Linked DNA regions of Homo sapiens: regions 2 and 3 are each linked to region 1. A link is a loop called in an ENCODE intact Hi-C map of the cell type or tissue named here. Cell type or tissue: ovary. All regions are shown on one strand. Region 1 has its middle 9.0 kb from the start of MIRLET7B. Region 2 overlaps GTSE1 (G2 and S-phase expressed 1). Region 3 overlaps CELSR1 (cadherin EGF LAG seven-pass G-type receptor 1).

Region 1 (2,500 bases):
GTGGCTGCCAGGGCTCAGGCCAAAGGATGTGCTCAGATGACAGTAATGACCAGGGAGTGTTGGAGGTGTCAGGTTTGAGAAGCTATTGAAGGGTGACATTGCTGGGACCTGGGGACCAGCTGGGGCAGAGGCAGGGGTGGCAGGGAGGCCCAGGTCTCTCTAGGTGGGTGGGTGGATGGCCACTGGGACAGAGGAGCCAGGCTGGGGAGAGGTCTGAGCAGGCGAGGTTTAGGACCTGTCATTTGTGAGGTGCCCCAGGGACTGACCTTGAGGGCTGGAGGCCAGGCCTTTGCTGCCAGGGGAGCCACCTAGACCCACCCTGCGACACCAGACTCAGTAGCTGCCAGTACCCCCACCCTCCCTGCCCACCCTGCCCTAGGGGCTTCCAAAGAGAGGCCTGGCTTTCTTACTGTCTCGCCTGGGGCCCTCAGAGTCAGAGAGCACACCTCACAATCTACCCCCATGGGACTCAGCGGGCTCAGGAGCAGCAGAGGGAACAGCAGCCAGGCCTGGGACAGGACTTAGAGCTGGGCAGTGCTCTGAGCTGCTCCATGAGGCTGGCTCAGGGCTGGGAGCTCCGAGGACAGGCGCTGACACGTGGTCGTTGGTGCTGCCGCTCTAGGCAAAGCTCTGGGCCATTGTGGGGTCCCCCTTTCCCCAGCGAGCTGGGCCTTGGGCCTGGGCAGGGCCTGGCTCCTAGGTGTGAACCCCAGACCTGGTCTCATTTCCTTGCTATCAAGAGTGAGGCCACTGTCTCCTACAAAGATGCTGCCGAACATGGGCCCTGGGACCCATGCTGGGGAAGCAGGCGGGACTTGCCAGTGCTCATGGCTCCCAGGCCTTGGCGTGGCCAGGGCAGGTGCACCGAACCTCAGGCGCTGGGCTCAGTCCTCCGTCCTTGCATGGCCAGGCCCCCACATCTCCTAAGTCACTTAAGCCCAGCTGCAGGCGCTGGACAGGCGTCAGGAGCCCTGACCTCTGCCCCTACTCCAGGCCCTGCCTATCTGAGGGACCTGGGGAGCTCCTACCCCTCCCTGGCCTCAGTTTCCCCAAGCTTACAGGAGGACATTGAGGGTCTGGGGATGCTTTCCACACGGTTCTGGTAGCGGCGGCTTCTGGCTTGACCACCAGGTGGCGCCTGGTGCCCAATGAAGCACGTGGGGCTGGGAAGGGGCGGCCGCGTGGACACCGCCCCGCTGAAGAATCAGTGTCCGGGAGGCCTGGCCGTCCCCACACCGGCCCGAGGCTGAGCGGCCCTCGGGTCAAGAGCACAGAGGTGGTGGGGTGGGTGCGCAGTGTTTCCAGCACCGGCCTGGCCACCATCGCAGGGGGGCATCTCCGGCTCGGACAGCCATATCCCCCCCGGGCGGGCACAGAGCTGGGTACGGCTGGGGGCTGTGGGTGGAGGGGTGTGTAGGAGGCCAGCCCCTCACCCCTCCAGTGGGGTTGCAGGAGTTCTGCCAGGCTGGGGTCTCACCCCACCTCCCTCTGTTCTCGCTTCCACTTAGCCCTGGGCTCTGCTATCCTCTGCCTCTCCCAGCCTCAGTTTCCCCATATGTAAAACAGGTAATAATCCCACCCCTTCTGTGGGTGGGTGAGGCTGGCCACAGGCCAGGCCAGGAGGCCCAGCACATCCCCCTCCTGTCAGCACCGCCCTCTGCTCCCACTGCCCCAACGGTGGTGCCAGCCCCTGCACACAGGGTATCCCCACCAGGGCCGCCTGCAGAGCGGAGGGTGCTGCCCCATGCCCGGCTGCAGAAGGTCGTGTGGCCCGAGGTCACACCTAGCAGATGAAATGGCAAGAGACAGGAACAAAGAGGAAGCCCCGTGGTCTGGCACTTGCCGGGTGGCAGGAGGCATCTCTAGGTGACTCACATGATCCCATCTCATCCCAGGAGAGACCGAGGTCCAATCTCCCATCCTTGTGCTCTAGATGAGGACACGAGACCCAGAGACATGAGTCCAGGTCACACCGTGGTGTCCCCCAGAGACAGGGGCCTTCCCTGCTCCCCCCTTCCCTTGGGCCAGCCATAGGAGTGCGAGGCAGTAAACACTGTTGCCTGTTGCGCCCAGCATGGTGACGGCTGGGTGACCCTGGGCAAGTCTCCAACCTCGGGGAGACATCCTCAAGAGAGTCTCGGGGAGATCAGGGGCAGACAGCAGCAGGGAGGGCCGGGGTGTGGGAACGGCTGTGGGAGGGTGGGCAGGAGGCCCTGGCAGCTGGTGGGAGCTGGGTTCCCAAGGGCAGGGGAACCACCAGCTCTCCCAGCTGGACCGACCCATGCCTCAGTGAGGGGCAGGTGGCCCAAGGGTGAGATTGCCCCATCAGCAGTGGGCAGGGTGGCTGCTGGCTGGCACAGCGGGAGCCTGATGGCAGGCAGGGGAGTGGGCTGGGAGTTGCGGCCGGGCCTAGTGGGCTCTGCTGCTCTGTTCTGACCCTGATGTCCTGGGCCGAATCCCAGCCAGGGCAGCCTTGTCTGGAGGTGATGGGCGGGGCCGT
Region 2 (2,500 bases), 190 kb after region 1:
AAAAATCAGCCAGGCATGGTGGTGCATGCCTGTGGTCCCAGCTATTTGGGAGGTTGAGGTGGGAGGATTGCTTGAGCCCAGGAGGTCAAGGCTGCAGTGAGCTGTGATCATGCCACTGCATTCCATTCCAGCCTGGGCAACAGAGTGAGACCCTGTCTAAAAAAAAAAAAAAAAAAAAGGAAAAGAAAGAAAATTGCGGTTCCTCACAGGCATGGAGACTACCAGCCACATCTTTGCCACTTATTTTCTGGCATTGGCGGTAAACCAAGCTGTGTGTACTGGCAGTTCTTGTTAGAACTGCCCAAAGCTGGGCCCTGCAGCTGCTGACTCATGGGGTCTGGGTTGGGGCCCCAAATCTGCATTTCTGCTAGCTCCCTAATGTGGTCCTCATGCAGGGGTTTGAAGACTACACTTTGAGAAGTGCTGCTTGACTTTTTTCTTCTTTAAATTCAAGATGATAATTATTAGATTATTTTAAAATAGTAAAAACACCAACTTTTGTTGTTGTTGTTGTTGTTGAGACGGAGTCTCACTCTGTCGCCCAGGCTGGAGTGCAATGGCACGAGCTCAGCTCACTACAACCTCCACCTCCCGGGTTCAAGCAATTCTCCTACCTCAGCCTCCCGAGTAGCTGGGACTACAGGTGCCTGCCACCATGCCCAGCTAGTTTTTATATTTTTAGTAGAGACAAGGTTTCACCATATTGGCCAGGCTGGTCTCAAACTCCTGACCTTGTGATCCTCCGGCCTCAGCCTCCCAAAGTGCTGGGATTACAGGCGTGAGCCACCGTGCCCAGCCAAAAACCCCTTACTTTTGCAGACACAAGTAATAGGTAAATAACGAGATCTTTGCTGATTCTGTTTTTTCACATTTTGCCCCAGTTGGGGCTGAAGAAGACCCTGTTAAAAGCACCCGGCTCTACCAGCAATCTCGCAAGGAAGTCCTCCTCGGGGCCTGTTTGGAGCGGGGCATCCAGTGCGTGCACATCCCCAGCAGTGGGCAAAGGTGAGGCAGCCGGCATCATGCTTGGACCCACATCTGGCCAGGTGAGGCCTGGAGTGCTGCTCAGGCCTTGGAGACTGTTTCTGCAGAACCACTTAGGCTTGGCAGGACGTCCCGGAGGGCGTGCTGTGTGCGGTGGACCAGGCTGTGGACTGAGTTGCTGTACCTGCCCTCAGTGCCTCTGTCCCATGAGGAGGGCACACTCAGATGGGTGGCTTCAGTCTACGGGGTACACATGGCCAGAAAGCATGTATGATACCCCGTGCCTGAGAACATGGACACTGGAATCACCCTCATGTCCATGTCATGAGACACCAGTTTTAAAATAGGACTATTCCAGATAATGTAGGGCATATGGCCCCATAACTCCTGGGTGCCTGTTTAAATCCATGCTCCCACACCTGTTTGAGGTCAAGCCACATTTCAACCTTGCCAAGCCACAGCTGCCATCTAGTGGTAAGGGAAAGCCTTCGCCTTTCTGCTCTTCAGAGCGAAATCCTCTTCGAGGTGCATTGGCCATGTGGCGTCTCGGGGTCGTTCAGGGCAGCATGGTGTGGATTGTGTTCACAAAATGTAAAAAGTGGGCCGGGCGCAGGGGCTCACGCCTGTGATCCCAGCACTTTGGCAGGCCAAGATGGGTGGATCGCTTGACCCCTGGAGTTTGAGACCAGCCTGGCCAACATGGTGAAACCCTGTCTCTACTAAAAACACAAAAACTAGCCGGGCATGGTGGCGGGTGCCTGTAGTCCCAGCTACTCGGGAGACTGGGCCACGAGAATGGCTTGAACGCGGGAGGCAGAGGTTACCATGAGCCGAGATTGCATCACTGCACTCCGTCTCAAAAAAAAAAAAAAAAATGATAAGTGTGAACTCTCTAATCAGATTGATCTGATCTGGAATTCTGACTCTGCCATTCTGTGATTAAGAGAGGTTTGTGTCCTTATCTTTATAGACTGAGGTGATGACCTCCTGAGATCAAGCAATCCTCCCACCTCAGCCTCCTGAGTAGCTGGGACTACAGGCACATGCCACCACACCCGGCTAATTTTTGTGGGTTTTTTTTTTTTGAGATGGAGTCTCACTCTATTGCCAGGTTGGAGTGCAGTGGCGCAATCTTGGCTCACTACAACCTCTGCCTCCCGGGTTCGAGTGATTCTCCTGCCTCAGCCTCCCAAGTAGCTGGGACTACAGGCACCTGCCACCACGCCCGGCTAATTTTTGTATTTTTAGTAGTGACGGGGTTTCACCATGTTGGCTAGGATGGTCTCGATCTCTTGACCTCGTGATCCGCCCGCCTTGGCCTCCCAAAGTGCTAGGATTACAGGCACGAGCCACTGCGCCTGGCCCACATTTTTGTGTTTTTTGTAGAGAGGATGGTCTCACTATATTAGCCAGGCTGGTCTCGAACTCCTGGCCTTGAGTGATCTCTTGCCTTGGCCTCCCAAAGTGTTTGGATTACAGGCGTGAGCCACCACTCCTGGGCTAAAGTTTTTCTTTA
Region 3 (2,500 bases), 270 kb after region 1:
CCTGCTGTTACTCAGCAACTCACTACTGTCTGGTGCAAGTTTCCTTGTCAGAAAGGAACTTTAAAAAATCCAAAAGCCTGGCTGGGCATGGTGGCTCACGCCTGTAATCCCAGCACTTTGGGAGGCCAAGGCGGGTAGATCATTTGAGGTCAGGAATTCAAGACCAGCCTGTCCAATATGGTGAAAACCCGTCTCTACTCTCTATTTTGAAAATACTCTACTCTATGTCTCTATTTTAAAAATAAAAAAATTAGCAGGGTGTGGTGGTGGGCACCTGTAAGTCCCAACTACCAGGGAGGCTGAGGCAGAATCGCTTGAATCCGGGAAGCAGAGGTTGCAGCAAGCTGAGACCGTGCCACTGTCCTCTAGCTTAGGAGATAGAGTGAGACTCCATCTCCAAAAAAAGAAACAAAAAACAAAAAGCCCAAAAATGAGCACTGCTGACAGCTAGACCATGGAAACGAGGGTCTGGTGGGCCAAAGAGGGCTCAGAGAAAGATAGCGAGTGGGAGACGTGGGAACAAAAGCCATGAAATAGGGCAGGATCAGAGGGCAAATGGAGTCAAATGCAGGGACCCCGTGTTTTCAGAACCAAAGACACAGAGCTGGGTCCTCTGGGGGAGAGAAGTCCACGTGGGGGTGCCTGGCTCAGGTGCCAACACCCCGAAGTCCACAGGAACCTGCTGGCTCCAGGCTGCGGGCCCGTGGGGCTGTCCCTGCGCCATCCCAGCCGCCCCAACACTCCCCAGCCCAGGAGCCTCGGCCCACACAAACTCTCTCACGCATACACGAACACACACGTGCCCCTGCTGAACACACATCCCCGAGGCGCCCCTACCATGGCCCTGAGGTCCACGAAGGAGATGGTGGTACAGTTAAAGAGCTCTGGGGGCAGCCAGCCCTTCTCCCCGCTGCAGTGTCGGACCGCATTTCCTGGGGAAGGAGAGCAGGTGTGCAAAGCCTGAAACTCAAACTGTTGATCAATGCTTGTGTATTTCAATCCACAATCTGAATATACTTAAACCCAGAACACTGCGTGGTGGTTAGAACCCCATGGGGGCCAGGAGGTCGACACCAGCGCCCCTCTTTCATGTCAGGGCCACGGCCGAAGCTGCTCTGACACTGACAACCAGGCGTTTCGGGAGCCCAGCCAACAGGAGCCAGCACTTCCGAGCAAGTCCGTGAGGAAAGAAATCAGCAACACCATCTGCCGGCAGCCACGATCCCATGCACCAGGAATCCATTTCGGCTGGGCCTTTCCTTGCCTCACTGGATTTTCCAGACGCCCCTCACAGAGTGGACACAGTCAATGTCCCCATTTCACAGAGGTAACCCGATGCTATGAACAGTGAAGCCACTTGTCCCGGTGCCCCAGCCTGAGCGGCAGAGCAGGGACTGGCCGGGCCTGACTGGCGGGCGTCCCCACACGCGCTGCACTGTTCATGTTTCTGTTGCGCCCTCTGCCTGCTTTGTGTATTTCCTGGTAGGGAAAAGGCGATCGGATTTCTCCCCAGCACTTTGCCTGCGGATATTTTTTCAACACGAAACATTCCATGAGTCCCCACATCTCGACTGGCTCCTCCCACAAGGACGCCTGCCTCAGTTCCCTACACACAGGCCACGGCGACTCACCAACGGATCCCTTAGGGCATGGCACCGCAGCCGGCTGCCCGAACTTGGTCTGTGGCCACCAGATGCCGGCCTCAAATGCTTTGGGACAGCCATTGTAGATCACTGGGGTAGAGAAGAGAGAAGTCTGCTCAGCGGGGCACGCCACACCCACGACCACAAACAGGCACCACTGTCTGCATGCGCCTCCCTGCAGGAGGCCCTGCTCCCACCAAGAACCGAACCCTAGCATCTCCCCTGCCCCCATCCATGTCAGAGCTGGAGAGGGGTGACCAGGCTCTGACCCACACCCCCTCACGCAGAACCAGGTTTCTAGAAGGTCAAGAGAACTCAGAACACGAGGGAGCCCAGGGTCCCCCAAACACCCAGCGTGCATGCACACACGTGCACGCCAGTGCAGCAGCCTGTCCCCGCGCTGTAACCTGCAGGGTGTCGAGGGGCAACGCGGACCTTCACAGCCGAGCGTGGTGACCTCGGCAAACGGGTTGTCGCAGCGGTTGCACTGGCGGCCGATGACGCCGGGCTTGCAGGCACACTGCCCGGTGGCCATGTCGCAAGTGCGGCTGTGGGAGCCATGGGGGAAGCAGTCGCAGGGCAGACAGGTGTCCTGGGCTAGGAGCTTGTAGTAATTCTCCTGCAAAAGCCAGAGGCAGGGCCTGTGACTTCAGATGCCCGGGAGAGGCCCTACCTTGCAGCGTGTTTCCCGAGCGACGTCCAGACTCCCACCCGGGTGTGTGTGTTGGCCGCCAGCCATCCCACCCCTCATGGCTACCCTCTGCCCACATCCCACACCCAACGGGGGCTGCCTCCCAAGGCCCCACAAGGCCGGACCCAGGAGAGCAGTTCTTCCGGGAAGCACGCCCTCCCTCATG

The links. Hi-C counts contacts between places; a loop is a spot of excess contacts. Peaks named below come from ENCODE experiments on the same cell type or tissue, not always from the same donor. Only the 100,000 strongest peaks of a DNase experiment are listed, where the experiment ranks them.
Region 2: it touches region 1 in a loop (7-fold over the local background); 101 of 110 quality-filtered maps call a loop at or near these places.
Region 3: a loop joins it to region 1, with 5 times the contacts of the local background. A loop is called at or near these places in 3 of 110 quality-filtered maps.

The regions. Positions count from the first base shown.
Region 1 is chr22:46,121,481-46,123,980 of GRCh38, forward strand. No RefSeq gene overlaps it. Among named protein-coding and RNA genes, the nearest start is that of MIRLET7B, 9.0 kb to the left of the region's middle. In ovary, a CTCF peak has its summit at 1,117 (motif pointing right); a DNase peak (open chromatin) is centred at 1,141; H3K27ac peaks cover 1,256 bases.
Region 2 is chr22:46,313,009-46,315,508 of GRCh38, forward strand. It overlaps GTSE1 (G2 and S-phase expressed 1), which reads left to right. Exons shown (of 12, transcript NM_016426.7): 6 at 882-1,005. Among named protein-coding and RNA genes, the nearest start is that of GTSE1, 17 kb to the left of the region's middle. In ovary, a CTCF peak has its summit at 1,451 (motif pointing left); no DNase peak of the experiment used is centred here.
Region 3 is chr22:46,389,555-46,392,054 of GRCh38, forward strand. CELSR1 (cadherin EGF LAG seven-pass G-type receptor 1) reads right to left here. Exons shown (of 35, transcript NM_001378328.1): 15 at 2,079-2,262; 16 at 1,632-1,733; 17 at 838-932. Among named protein-coding and RNA genes, the nearest start is that of TRMU, 55 kb to the left of the region's middle. RefSeq lists an enhancer at 1,752-2,500. In ovary, a CTCF peak has its summit at 1,337; no DNase peak of the experiment used is centred here.